2 separate regions of the Homo sapiens genome follow, and region 2 is linked to region 1. Evidence: chromatin contacts called from ENCODE Hi-C or POLR2A ChIA-PET data. All regions are on one chromosome and are shown on one strand. Each heading gives the region's core, a stretch centred on a gene start or an enhancer-like site at or near the end of the contact. The rest is flanking DNA. Distances are from core to core; before and after follow the strand shown. Region 1 holds the start of PIK3CD-AS1 (PIK3CD antisense RNA 1). Region 2 overlaps SLC25A33 (solute carrier family 25 member 33).

Region 1 (7,407 bases), core at 4,733-7,232:
CTAAGACTGGTATAATGACTGTAATTTTTTCTTGCTTCCCAATAGCAGCTCAATGGCACTTACACTGCCACTAAAAAGGATGCGTAGGTTATGAAGCAATGTGGAAAACTGTTAATGAGCCAATGTTAAGTGAAAAAAAGCAAACTACAAAAGCACATGCCTAGCTGCTCAAAAAAATTAAAAATTGGATTACCATATGATCCAGCAATTTGGGTATATACCTGAGAGAACTGAAGGCAGGGACTTCAACAGGTCTCTGTCCACCCATGTTCACAACGCAGCATTATTCACAAAAGCCATAGAGTGGGAGCAACAGAAGTGTCCATCGGGTGAATGGAACGAAAGAACATGGTCCTGGCCAGGCGCGGTGGCTCACGCCTATAATCCCAGCACTTTGGGAGGCCGAGCGAGCAGATCGCTTTAGGTCAGGAGTTTGAGACCAGCCTGACCAACATGGTGAAAGCCCGTCTGCTGAAAGTACAAAACTAGCTGGGCGTGGTGGCACATGCCTGTAATCCCAGCTACTTGGGAGGCTGAGGCAGGAGAATCACTTAAACCTGGGAGGCGGAGGTTGTGGTGAGCCAAGATCGCGCCATTGCACTCCAGCCTGGGCAACAAGAGCAAAAATCCGTCTCAAAAAAATACAAAAATTAGCCAGGTGTGGTGGTGCGTACCTGTAATTCCAGCTACTCAGGAGGCCGAGACAGGAGAATTGCTTGAATCAGGGAGGTGGAGGTTGCAGTGAGGCTGAGATCATGCCACTGCACTCTAGCCTGGGTGACAGAGCAAGACACTGTCTCAAAAAAAGAAAAGAATGTAGTACCTACACACAGTGGAATGTCCAGCCTTAAAAAATGAAAGAAATTCTGATACATACCCCCACACGGATTAAGCTTCAAGAAACATGCTAAATTAATGAAGCCAGTAATAAAAAGACAAATACTGTAGGATTCCACTCATGTGCAGTACCTAGAGTTGTCAAAAGCACAGAGACAGCAGAATGGCTGCCAGGGCTGGGAGGAGAGGGGAGTTAGTGTTTAAGGGGAAAAGAATTTCAATTTTGCAACATGAAAAAAATGCCTGAGGGTGGGCGGTGGTGACGGTTGCACAATAGTGTAAATCCCACAGAACTGCGCTCTTAGAAATGCTTAAGATGGTAAATTTTATGTTATGTATATTTTACAATTAAAACATGAAAATTAAGATAAAAAGCATATGCCTACTAATTACGACTAAATTATTTTTTATTTTAAGTGCTGGGGTACATGTGCAGGACGTGCAGGTTTGTTGCATAGGTAAACGTGTGCTACGGTGGTTTGCTGTACCTATCAACCCATCACCTAGGTATTAAGCCCCGCGTGCATTAGCTATTTATCCTGATGCTCTCCCACCCCCTACCCCACCCTCACAAGCCCCAGTGTGTGTTGTTCCCCTCCCTGTGTCCATGTGTTCTCATAATTACAACTAAGTTAAAATGCACATCCAAAAGAAGTTAATGGAAAGGATACCCAAATGGGCAACCGCTGTGTTGGGCTAGAGGGATGATGATACATGACTTCTGTTTCTAATCCACTCCACACCAGCTCCTTTGCAGACACTGCATGGATTGCTATGTGCCTGGCACTTTACACAGGATAATATACAAAATCCTCAAGACTAACAGGTAGGTATTGCTGTCTCAGTGTTACAACTGGACTCTGAGGTTCTGATGGGTTAAGTGACTTGCCCAAGGTCACCCAGCAGATAAAAAGTGGCTTGGTGGCCAGGCCCAGCACTTTGGGAGGCCGAGGCAGGTAGATCACCTGAGGTCAGGAGTTTGAGACCAGCCTGGCCAATATGGCGAAACCCTGTCTCTACTAAAAATACAAAAATTAGCCAGGTATAGTGGCATGTGCCTGTAATCTCAGCTACTCGGGAGGCTGAGGCAGGAGAATCTCCTGAACCTTGGAGGCAGAGGTTGCAGTGAGCCAAGATCCCACCACTGCACTCCAGCCTGGGTGACACAGGGAGACTCTGCCTCACCAAAAAAAAAAAAAAAAAAAAAAATGTGGCTGGGAAAAAACCCAGTTCAGCTGACTCCAAAGACAGTACATTTTCTCCCACGTGGCAATCCCCCTAAAACCACCACCTCACCCAGCCCCACCCTCACCTGGACATAAATGACTTTTTTTTTTTTTTTTTTGAGACAGGGTCTCGCTCTGTCACGCAGGCTAGAGTGCAGTGTTGCAACCATAGCTCACTGCAGCCTTAAACTCCTGGACTCAAGTAATCCTCCCACCTCAGTCTTCCACATAGCTGGGGCTACAGGCGTGCATCACAAGGCCCAGCTAATTTATTTTTATTTTTTGCAGAGATGGGGGTCTTACTATGTTGCCCAGGCTGGTCTCAAACTCCTGGGCTCAAGTGATCCTCCTTCCTTAGCTTCCCAAAGCATTAGGAATACAAGCATGAACCACCATGCCCAGCCATAAATGGTTTTCCAAAGTTTCAAAAACAAGGCTGATTATGCTTCTCTATTGATAAGAAAGCACTTCTTCCAGATTTCATGACCAACATAGAAAAGAGCAATGCCCCCACTGTGGCTGATGCAAGGGGGGGGCCCAGCCCTTCCAGAGAGCCCTGGAGCACCTCACCCAATCATTCTCCCATGTCCTTATCCACCCCTCCTACAAACTTCAATGATTAATGGGGCTCCCCAAACCCCTCCCAGTGCCACCAGCCCCATACCATGTCCTGGGGTAAGAGGTGGGAACAGAGCAGTGTCTGTGTCACCATCTGAGCCCTCCCCCCACCTCTGCCCAACAGATGAAATTTCAAAATGTGAGGGGCTGTGTGACCTCAGAGAGAGAGAGAGTAGCCCTGGGCTGGGAATGGGCTGCGGAGGGCAGGGACTGTTGTTGAAGATAAAGAGGGAGGAGTTTGTTGGGGAGGGAAAGTAAGAGAAGCATTTCTCCTCCTGAGCTCCAGAAGTTTTCTGCTCCTGGGACCCCAGGAGGTTGGGGGTGAGGTGGGGACTGCCAGTTCATAAAAGTTGGGGAACGGAAAGCAGGAAGGAGGCTGGGGTCAATGGTCCAGCAGAGACCACCAGGGACTCTGACATCTTTGCCTAAAGTCACCCAGGGGAAAGTGGCAGAACAGGGCGGCTTCCCTGCAAAGATAACCGCACTTCCCACCGTCCCCAGAAAATACAGAAAGACATTCCTGTTTATCTGTAAGCGGGCTGATTGGTGGCCCCCACAAAGATAGGTCTTAACCCCCAGGACCTGGACATTATCTGGAAAAATAATAATGTGGAAAATGGGTCTTTGCAGATGTAAGTAAGTTAAGGATCTTGAAATGATTTCTATCTGAATTATCTGAGGGAGCCCTAAATCCAACAAGAAGTGTCCTTAAAAGAGACAGACGGAGACCCAGACACACGGAGGAGATGCCCTTGTGAAGACGGAGGCAGAGACTGGAGTGATGCAGCCACAGGCCAAGATACGCTGGAGCCCCCAGAAGGAAGAGCAAAGCAGGATTCTCCCCCTACAGCCCCCAGAGGGAGCGAGGCCTTGCTGATGCCTTAATTTTTAACTTCTGGCCTCCAGAACTGTGAGAGAATACATTTTTTTTTTTTTTTTTTTTTGAGATGGAGTCTCGCTCTGTCACCCAGGCTGGAGTGCAGTGGCACAATCTCAGCTCACTACAACCTCTGCCTCCTGGGTTCAAGTAATTCTCCTGTCTCAGCCTCCCGAATAGCTGGGACTACAGGCACGTGCCACCACGCCTGGCTAATTTTTGAATTTTTAGTAGAGACGGGGCTTCACCATGTTGGCCAGGCTGGTCTTGAACTCCTGACCTCAGGTGATCCACCCGCCTCAGCCTCCCAAAGTGCTGGGATTACAGGCGTGAGCTATCACACCCGGCCCATTGCTGTTGTTTTCTTTTAGTGACAGGATCTCGCAATGTTGCCCAAGTTGTAGTGCCATGGCTACTCACAGGCTCAATCATGGCTCACTGCAGCCTCAAACTCCTGGGCACAAGTGATCCTCCCACCTCAGCCTCCCAAGTAGCTGAAACTATAAGCATGCACGTTTCTGTTTTAAGCCACAAAGTTTGAGGTCATTTGTTACAGCAACCACAGGAGGTTAACACTGGTTGAGCATCCCAAATCTGAAATCTACAACGTTCCAAAATCCAAAATTTTTGAGTGCCATCATGATCAAATACAAAGCTCCTTGGAGCATTTCAGATGTCAGATATTTGGATTTGGAATGGTCAGTTGGTAAGCATATAATGCAAATATTCCAAAATCCAAACTCCACCCCATTTCTGGTCCCAAGCATTTTGGATAAGGGATACTTAACCCGTACAGCATCCCTCCAGGACCAAAAATCCCAAATAGGTCTATCCCTTTCTGCATCTCCTCCTCCCCCACCCTACTCCTGGCACCGCCCACTCTTCCGGCATTTTCTCTAAGTGGAAGCAATTTCCCCCAATATGAGTGAAACAGAAGCCAACCGAAATACCACTTTGGAAATGCCACACCCTTCACTCTGATCACTCCCCCTGTGCTCAGAATGTAATAGGAAGGCCGCGCATGGTGGCTCACGCCTTTAATCCTAGCGCTCTGGGAGGCCAAGGTGGGCAGATCACCTAAGGTCAGGAGTTCGAGACCAGCCTGGCCAACATGGCAAAACACCGTCACTGCTAAAAATACTAAAAATAGCTGGCCATAGTGGCGCACATCTGTAATTCCAGCTACTCAGGAGGCTGAGGTGGGAGAATCGCTTGAACCTGGAGGCAGAGGTTGCAGTGGGCCGAGATCACACCATTGCACTCCAGCCTGGGCGACAAAGCGAGACTCCGTCTCAAAAAAAAAAAAAAAAAAGAAGAAAAAAGAAAGAAAGTAATAGGAAAAGGGACCCATTTCCAGGAGCCCTGACCCTTATCCGAGGTGGTAAGGTTGTGACTTCTGGGGAGGGAGGGGAGTTTCACGCATATCCAGCCAGTGCAGCTGGAAGGGGAACTTTCACAGGCCCTAGGGACTGTGCTGGCCCTCAGGGAGGGGAGAATGGCCGTTATTTTGGTAGGACCCACAGCAAGTCACAGTGTTTAGCTGCAATAAAAAAGGGGGGGGGGCGGGGGGTTCCTGGGTTTTTTATTTTTTCCATCTTGAAACTGGCAGCATTTCTGCTATGATTGCCGGGGATTTCCACCAACCAAACTAAAGACAACTCAGTCTTAGCGTTAACTGTAGGGAGAGAGGTGGCGTTTTGCCACCTTCGCTATTTATGAAACACTGTCACCGGTACCAAGATGACAATATTTTCCTCCCTTTCAAACAAGCCAGGCTCTGCCATCCTCCAGTGGATAGGGCCCTTCCTTGTCTCCTCCATCCCGGGGTACTGCTTCTAGACCATCTTCTCTAACAGCTTTGCTGAAAAACACACTTGTCCCCTGGGGAGTAGCTGAAGCCACCCTCCTGGCTGAAAGAGCTTTTTTTTCTTTTTTTTTTTTTTGAAATGTAGTCTCACTCTGTTGCCCAGGCTGGAGTGCAGTGGCACAATCTCAGCACACTGCAACCTCCACCTCCCGGATTGAAGCGATTCTCCTGCCTCCACCTCCCAAGTAGCTGGGATTACAGGTGCTCATCACCACGCCCAGCTAATTTTTTTTTTTTGCATTTTTCGTAGAGACAGATATTCACCATGTTGGCCAAGATGGTCTTGAACTCCTGACCTCAAGTGATCCGCCCACCTCGGCCTCCCAAAGTGCTGGAATTACAGGCGTGAGCCACCGCGCCCAGCCTGAAAGAGCCTTCTGAAGGTCCCACGTTAAGGAAACATTTGCTGGGGCCCCAAACCCCACCATCAGGCCCACACCGGCAGCTGGCCTCAGGGAGGGCGGGAACTGCTCTCTACACAAAAATGGTTTTGAAAATAACCCAGCCAAAGGGGAATTGCTTCATCCGTTGCACATTCACTTCTCCCTTTCACTGTGCAATTTAAGTAAAACAAGATGAAGCAGGAACCGACTCTCACCATCCCCACTCCCACCTCCATGAATTCCATCGGACAGTTGTGCGAAAGCGGGCTGGCTTTCGCACAACCATTGGTGGACTGTCTGTCCTGTAAGCCCCCCAGGGGCTGATGCCCTCCCAGTCTGCCTGCCCTGTTCTTAGCACAGCCCCTGGCACCCCGTGTGATCTCAGGAAACACTTGCTAAACATGGTATCGGAGGAGAAACGGAGCCCACAGCTTAGTGCAAAGACCTGGCGGCGTGGACTGAGGCTGCAGAAACGCAGAAACGCGCTTTTCCTGCCAGAAGGGGACATCTGCGTGGTCGGGAGTACCTCTGGGGCACGTGCCCTAATTCCAGAAACATCTAAGTGAGTAGTGTGGCCAATGTAGTCTGTTTCTGAACAGGGGCTGAAGGGCGGGGGAAGTGGGGCTCAGAAGGAGGCTAGCTTAGTTGTCTCTGGAGCAGGCAACTGGGTTGTTGTATTATGTTTCTCAGAGATGGGCTCTTGCTCTGTCACCCAGGCTGGAGCGCAGTGGCACTGTAATAGCTTACTGCAACCTTGAACTCCTGGCTTCAAGTGATCCTCCCGTCTGGGCCTCCCAAAGCACTGGGATGACAGGTATGAGCTACCGCTCTCAGCCACAACTGGGTTTTAAGAGCACTCCTCCAGCCCACTCCAGTGTCTTCCATCATTCTGTGAAAGCACCAAAAGAGGACCAAGCCCAGGAAGCCGCCAGCAGGCCTCTCACCAGCCAAGATGGCTGGAATCCTAATATCAAGAAATGAAACTCCAGCAGGCCATGGAAATGCTAAGGGGTTGGCATTTCTGCTCTAGAGAGAGCCAAAGAGAAAGCTCTATTTATATCTCCTTGCGTTTGGTCGCAGCCTCATCAACCAAAAGAACCTTCCGCCCCACTCAACACATCAATCAAATTGGGGAGGGGGTGTGAACAGCAGCAGCGGGTGTTACAGAGGAGTCTCAAGGGTATCTTAGAGGGTGCCTCTCTGAACAGTCGTCCCCTCCAAATCCCCCCCAAGAGAATTACTAGGACATTCTCCTTCCCCCGCAAGCAACGGCACCCCCAGATGATTAAACGCGCTGGCGTCGGAAAGAGCTGGGATCCTGGAGAAACTACTTGTAAACTGTGTGGGTTGGTGAGTTATTTAACTTTTCTGAGCCTTCGTTTCCTTAACTGTAAAATGAAGACAACACCACTCAGCTCCTACAGTTGTCCAGCTGAAATCACCTAGGTAAGAACGACCAGTTCTTTGGGGAGTAATGTCCCGATGGTACCATTCAATTGTCAAGAACACCAAGGCACCGTCAGGCACCCGGGCGGTATCCCACTCTCCTGGAAGAGAGCAGGGGGTTAGCCCTTGGTTTCAAAGTCCCTAGGGAGCAGT
Region 2 (7,407 bases), core at 1,362-3,861, 93 kb after region 1:
TTTCCAATTAAAAGCGACTTAGAAAATCCTGAAAGGATTGTATGGAACATTCTTTAGAGGCATTTTTCCGCAGCAACACAGTTATTCACGTTGGTTAAATTTACTCTCTTCAATGGTTCAATTTCCATGGTATCCAGTAGAATTTACATTGTTATATAATGGTCTTCTCTAATTTAATCTCTTTTTCTTATGGAGGATTTCTCTTTACTAGTAGTACCATCCATTTGATAGCACTTAAGGTTGATCTAGCTCACAAATAATCATATGCTAGTCAAAAGTTAATAGAATGGCTGGGAGCAGTGGCTCACATCTGTAATCCTAGCACATTGGGAGGCCGAAGCGGGTGGATCACTTGAGGTCAGGGGTTCAAGACCAGCCTGGCAACATGGTGAAACCCCGTCTCTACTAAAAATACAAAAACTAGCCAGAAATCACTTGATCACAGGAGGCAAAGGCTGCAGTGAGCCCAGATCATGCCACTGTACTCCAGCCCGGGCAACAGAGCAGGACTCTGTCTCAGAAAGGAAAAAAAAAAAGTTAATAGAATGTTTTACTTTCATTATAACACACAGAAGGTATGATGAAAAGGTCTTTCACTTTATGGAAAAGATGTTCCTATAAAGTTAATAGTAAAGTAAATCCTGTCAATTCTATTTCTACCTCTTCCACTTTCTCCACAGGGAAAGTTTCCCAAATTAAGCTGGTTTTTGGTGCAAAAGAGGTACAGCTGACATTCTGGTCCACAGCATACTGGATAATGTTAAAGTTTCATCTATTTCCAGCTCTCCTTCCTCAGATCACTATGTAACTTTTCATGCTCTAGATTCTCTGAATGTATAAAGTAAATAGAATTTTGAATCTTAGCTTCTCTTCTCCTAATTTTTGGATGTTTAAAATAAAGAATATCTGTACCTTCAAGAGCTAGTAGTAGGCTAGCAATTAGATGAAAAAGAGTGGAAAGAAAAAAGTAAAACTATGTCTATTCACAGATGGCATGATCTTTTGTTGAAATACTAAAGAATCGGCCGGGCGCGGTGGCTCATGCCTGTAATCCCAACACTCTGGGAGGCCGAGGCGGGCGGATCACGAGGTCAGGAGATCGAGACCGTCCTGGCTAACACAGTGAAACCCCATCTCTACTAAAAATACAAACAAAAAAAACTAGCCAGGCGTGGTAGTGGGCGCCTGTAGTCCCAGCTACTCGGGAGGCTGAAGCAGGAGAATGGCGTGAACCCAGGAGGTGGAGCTTGCAGTGAGCCGAGATTGCGCCACTGCACTCCAGCCTGGGTGACAGAGCGAGATTCTGCCTCAAAAAAAAAAAAAAAAAGCTATTATTTTAAAAAGTAGTAAGTCAGACCTTAGTTCAATTTATATAATTTTTTTTTTTTTTTTGAAACGGAGTTTTTGCTCTTGTTGCCCAGGCTGGAGTGCAATGGCGCGATCTTGGCTCACCACAACCTCTGCCTCCCAGGTTCAAGTGATTCTCCTGCCTCAGTCTCCAAGTAGCTGGGATTACAGGCACCCGCCACTACGCCCAGCTAATTTTGTATTTTTAGTAGAGACAGGGTTTCTCCATGTTGGTCAGGTTGGTTTCGAACTCCCTACCTCAAGTGATCTGCCCACCTCGGCCTCCCAAAGTGTTGAGATTACAGGCATGAGCCACTGTGCCTGGCCCATTTATATAATTCAATTACATAAAAATATTATGCAGAGACAGTAGTCTTATTTTCTAATCAAATCATTTTCCTTACTGACAGGTGTTAAGCCCAGGCCCTTTTAAGTGATCCCATACAACCTCTGCCTCCTGGGTTCAAGCAATTCTGCTGCCTCAGCCTCCTGAGTAGATGAGATTATAGACAACAGCCACCACGTCCTGCTAATTTTTTTTTTTTTTTTTTTGAGATGGAGTCTTGCTCTGTCAGCCAGGCTGGAGTGCAGTGGCTGCATCTCGGCTCACTGCAGCCTCCGCCTCCCAGGCTCAAGTGATTCTCCTTCCTCAGCCTCCTGGATAGCTGGGATTACAGGTGTACACCACCATACCTGGCTAATTTTTGTATTTTTAGTAGAGATGGGGTTTCACCATGTTGGCCAGGCTGGTCTTGAACTCCTGACTTCAGGTGATCCGCCCACCTCAGCCTCCCAAAGTGCTGGGATTGCAGGCGTGAAACACGAATATTGCCCCTTTTTTTTTTTTTTTGAGACGGAGTCTTGCTCTGTCGCCAGGCGAGTGCAGTGGCATGATCTCGGCTCACTGCAACCTCCACCTCCCGGGTTCAAACAGTATTGCTCTTTTAAGGGTTCAAGCAGTATTGCTCTTTTAAACGATCGAGCTGTCTGAACTAAAACCTCTCTCAAGTAACACCCTGAAGTGGCCTATACTTTATAATATAGCACATAATCAAGATTTTCAAACGCTAAGTGTATCAAGAAATTGTGTAAAGTTTAGATCCTCTCTGTGGTCCCCATTAATGTACCCTGTTCAGCTTCAGGAGTCATTTAAACACAATTAAGGGAATCTCTGGCTCCAGGAAGCTTGAAGCCGCTCATCCATAATGCAGTAGGGAACTCGTGTCCTCAAGTGACTCAGGCCTGTTAAGAACTTAAGAAAGGCGGTCTCCATAGTTACACATAATAACAGTTGGCAAAAAGCCAAATCTGTTACATAATCCAAACTTCTAACCTAGCTTGATGTTTACAAAACTTTTCTGGAACAATTAAGATCCTACTATAAATGGTACATTTCAGCTGCAAAATCAAGCCCAGAAGGATCCAGACTCATTTTCCCACAGTCACAAACTTTCATTTAGGAAAAAAATGGAAAAAAAAAATCAGGGTCTTGTTTGGAGCATTTTATTCTCTTCACTGTTTTATATCATAATATGCATAGCACAGACTAATCCAAGACAAATGTCTCATCTGAACACTGTGGTTCCTAAAAGATAAGATAGGAGATCACTAACACGTTACTTTTCAATGAAAAAGGCACTTGAAAAAACAAAAAGAGGGCTGCGCGCGGTGGCTCACGCCTGTAATCCCAGCACTTTGGGAGGCCGAAGCGGGCGGATCACAAGGCCAGGAGATGGAGTCCATCCTGGCTAATACCGCTGAAACCCCGTCTCTACTAAAAATACAAAAAAAATTAGCCGGGCGTGGTGACGGGTCCCAGCTACTCAGGAGGCTGAGGCAGGAGAATCGCTTGAATCCGGGAGACAGAGGTTGCAGTGAGCAGAGATGGTGCCACTGCACTCCAGCCTGGGCGACAGAGCAAGACTCTGCCTCAAAAAAAAAAAAAAAAAGAATGTGTCTCAGCAGTTTAAATAGTAAGAACTTTGCTGGAAAATATTAAGCCAGAAGATTTTTATTTTTTTTAAAAGCAAATACCTGAAATACATATACTATTTATTACTCTGGCACATTTAATAGCAGATACCTGAATCTGTTAACATATTGCCTTTTTGCTTTTTAAGTAACTATTAAAAAAAAAAAGATAGGTTCGAGATAGGTTCTTCAATAGAGAATTTTTTTCTTTAACAGAATACTTTTCTTTAACAGAATAGAGAATATTTTTTTCTCTGAATTTTGAAAATAAACTTTCTATAAACAAATTCTGTTCTCTGACAAGTCTTTTAAAGTAGTATTCCCCAAATGAGTAAGACTATTAATAAGCAGACAACTTTTTTTTTGAGATGGAGTCTTGCTCTGTTACCCAGACAGGAGTGCAGTGGCACGATCTCGGCTCACTGCAACCTCCGCCTCCGGGGTTCATGCCATTCTCCTGCCTCAACCTCCCGAGTAGCCGGGATTACAGGCGCCCACCGCCACACCTGGCTAATTTTTTGTATTTTTAGTAGAGATAGGGTTTCACCGTGTTAGCCAGGATAGTCTCTATCTCCTGACCTCGTGATCCGCCCGCCTCGGCCACAAGCAGACAACTTTTAAACGAATGACCATGTTATTTGCATGGGTTTTTTTTCTTTTCTCTTTTTTTTTTTTTTGAGATGGAGTCTCGCTCTGCTGCCCAGGCTGGAAGGCAGTGGCGTGATCTCGGCTCACTGCAACCTCCGCCTCCCAGGTTCAAGTGATTCTCTTGCCTCACCCTCCCGAGAAGCTGGGATTACAGGCACGTGCTGCCATGTCCGGCTGGTTTTTGTATTTTTAGTAGAGACGAGGTTTCGCCATGTTGGCCAGGTTGGTCTCTAACTCCTGACCTAAGGTGATCCACCTGCCTTGGCCTCCCAAAGTGCTGGGATTACAAGGGTGAGCCACTGCGCCCAGCCTTGTATGGTTTTTGAATAACAAAGTGTCTTCCAAAAATGTCAACAGGAAACTAACACGGGCTTTGTAGATAAGACAAAAGCCTGTACCCTTGTTCTTGTTTGATCACTTACTAGATAAAGACCCTCTCTGTAAACCATCGTCACCGCCGTTAGCTTAGGGATGGTTAATGAAGAAACAGAAAGCTGTACAATAATCCAGGTGAGAGAGGATGGTGGCTTCAACCCACATGGTAGCAGCCTGAAAAGGAGCCACCCTCTGTTAAGCCCCCCTAAAGCTTCCTAAGTTGGTATATTGTTTTTATGTAAGTCCTGAGTTACAGACTCTGCCTTTAGAACTTATTAACAGGAAAAGATACAAATTTCCCCCGAAGAGTATGCTTTCTTCACATGAGAATTATGTAATAGGATATTCCCCCCCACCTTTTTTTTTTGCCTCTATTAAGAGATAAAAGACTTTAAGGTTAAAAAAAAACAAAACCTTGTGTTTAAAAGCAGAGAGTAGCTATTATAATGACAGCAGCTTTTATTATTTACACGGAGGGAGGGTGTTAAGCCCTTTATATGCAATATCTTCCTGACATGCCAAAACTCATGCATTCAATTTGTATGGAATGCTTGCTATGTGACAGGCAACATTCTCGATGCTTGGGGACGATTTCAGTAATTAAAAGAAACCAAAGTCACTACCTCCAAAGAAGTCCCATTGGAGGGGGTGGTGAAGAGGGAGAAAAGAATAGAAATAAGTAAACTACACTGTATGTTGATGGACGTAAGTGCTACGGATAAAAATATAAAGCAGGAAGGCGGGCTGGAGTGTTGCGGAGAGTTTGCTTTTAAATAGCATGGTCACTATAGGGTCTTCCTGCAAGGTGATGACAGCGGACGTCAGCCGTGCAGACAATGTCTACTGCAAACACCCTGCGGTGGGAAATGTTCCTGGCCTTTTAAAGGAACAAAAAGGAGGCTGGAGAGGCAAAGGGGAAAATAGGAGATGAAAAGTCAGAAGTAATGGGAAGGGTGAGAATCGTGTAGAACCTAGTAGGCCACAGGGATAGCTGTAGCTCTTACCCAGAGGGAGACAGCAACTCTGAGCAGAGGATCTGAGCAGAGGGTTCTCTGGGTGCTCTGCTGAGATCAGACTGAGGGTAGAGGGCAGCAAGCTTTCAAGCCAGAGCAGTCAGGAAGTGAATGCACCAATATAGGTGAGATACGGTGGCTTCCATCAGGACAGTGGTGGAGGAAGTAGTGAGAAGGGGTAAGATTCTGTATTTATTTTGAAGGTAGACTTGATAGGATTTGCTGCAGGGCTGAGAAATAAGATCCAAGGATGACTATGAAGCTTGAGATCTGTGTAGCTGGAAAGATGGAGCTGCCTCTAACAGAGACAGGGAAGACTCTGGGAGCAGTAGGTTTTGTGGAGTTCTGTTTTGCTCATGTTACTCTTGGATGGCTAATAAACATCCAAGCTGTCAAACAGGCAGCCGGATGGAGCGTGTGAGGCTCAGAGCAGAAAGGCTGCCAGCTTACAGATGGTATTTACAGCCATGAAACTAAGTGCGCCCACAGGAGTGGCAGTAGCTAGAGAAGGCCAGGGTCTGGGCCCTGGACCCTCCAACAGCCAGAGGTTGTAAGGCTGCAGCACAGCAAAGGAAACAGAAGCAATAGCCACGGAGGCAGAAGGGTGCAGTCCTAGGAGTCTCTGAGCTGGGAACTGCTGCTGCCTTCGCGGAGAAGCAGCAGAGGCTCAGCCTTGTGTCTGGGGCTTGTTCATTTCTTACTTTACTTTAGCGGCTTCAAGTCTTTCTTAGAAGCAAGGTGGATATACATTGAACATGACTTTGGGCATGTCACTTAGCCCTTAACCTGCATGTCCTCTTCTCTAAAATAGAGGTAACGTCACGCCTGAGTACTCATCTGCTAAGGTTGTGCAAAATCAATGAAATACTACCACGTAAAAGGAGTTTTCTTCGTAAGTGTATACACCTACTATGTACCCACAATTTTTTAAAAGTAGTCCTTTACTTGAAAGTTATTAAATAGTTGTGTGAGAGAATCTTTCTTTTTTTTGACACAGGGTCTTATTCCATTGCCCAGGCTGGAGTACAGTGGCACAATCACAGCTCACTGCAGCCTTGATCTCCTGGGCTCAAGGACATCCTGTCTTACGTAAATTGTGCCTAAAAGTGCTAAATGTGTGGTTTTTGCAATAGAGCACCTGCATTTTATTACGTCTTTTTCTAACATTTCCCAAATACATTTTTACAATGATAAGTAGCTTTCCTGATAAATGTGTCTTGAACACACTCTTGCCCAAGAATCCGTTTGAGAGATCTGAATATCATGCTCAGTTATATTCAACTCCTAAGTTCAGCCTCCTGAGTAGCTGGGATTATAGGTGCACGCCAACATGCCCGGCTAATTTTTTGTATTTTTTGTAGAGATGGGATTTCGCCACATTGCCCAGGCTGGTCTCAAACTCCTGGGCTCAGCTCAAGCAATCCATTTGCATTGGCCCTTCAAAGTGCTAGGAATACAGGCATGAGCCACCGTGCCCAGCCCAGAATTTTAAAAATATATAATAAAGCTGAGGAAATAAAGCTTAAATAAAATAGCTCTTGGGTGAAAAGTGCCACTTTACAAACACCTTTCTGACAAAACATTATAACTAAAATTTTACTTACTAACGCCATTGTTTATATTTTGATGTCAATAAAATAAACTGATTTAAAAGTATTCATGCCGAGCACAGTGGCTCACGCCTGTAATCCCAGCACTTTGGGAGGCCAAGGCGGGCAGATCACCTGAGGTTGGGAGTTTGAGACCCGCCTGACCAACATGGAGAATCCCTGTCTCTAATAAAAATACAAAATTAGCCGGGCGTGGTAGCACATTCCTGTAATCCCAGCTACTTGGGAGGCTGAGGAAGGAGAATCGCTTGAACCTGGGAGGCGGAGGTTGTGCCGAGATCACGCCATTGCACTCCAGCCTGGGCAACAAGAGTGAAACTCTGTCTCAAAAAAACCCAAAATTAATTAATTAATTAAAGTATTCATATATAAGTGATGGCTCATTATTGTGTAGCTGTGGCTGTATTAACCAATGAAGCCGGTGGGACTGTAATGAAAATAGT

What was found. A loop is a pair of places that touch in the nucleus more often than their neighbours do. ChIA-PET counts read pairs that join two places held with the same protein, here RNA polymerase II (POLR2A). Pooled maps may share reads with other maps.
Region 2: a pooled map shows a loop between it and region 1 (3-fold over the local background). The contact joins the enhancer-like site here to the promoter of PIK3CD-AS1 in region 1. A Hi-C loop is called at or near these places in 2 of 50 pooled maps. POLR2A ChIA-PET finds 5 or more read pairs at or near these places in 4 of 52 experiments (GM10248, GM12878, OCI-LY7 and 1 more).

Annotation. Positions count from the first base shown.
Region 1 is chr1:9,653,161-9,660,567 of GRCh38, reverse strand. It overlaps PIK3CD-AS1 (PIK3CD antisense RNA 1), which reads left to right and starts at 5,982. Exons shown (of 2, transcript NR_027045.1): 1 at 5,982-6,370; 2 at 6,525-7,407. The region is part of intron 1 of PIK3CD (phosphatidylinositol-4,5-bisphosphate 3-kinase catalytic subunit delta); the gene reads right to left. RefSeq lists an enhancer at 6,595-6,644.
Region 2 is chr1:9,556,840-9,564,246 of GRCh38, reverse strand. All of the region lies in intron 2 of SLC25A33 (solute carrier family 25 member 33), which reads right to left. Among named protein-coding and RNA genes, the nearest start is that of SLC25A33, 21 kb to the right of the region's middle. Within about 2 kb of position 2,611, at least 7 of the 41 ENCODE cell types and tissues checked have a DNase peak (open chromatin) inside an H3K27ac peak, as active enhancers do.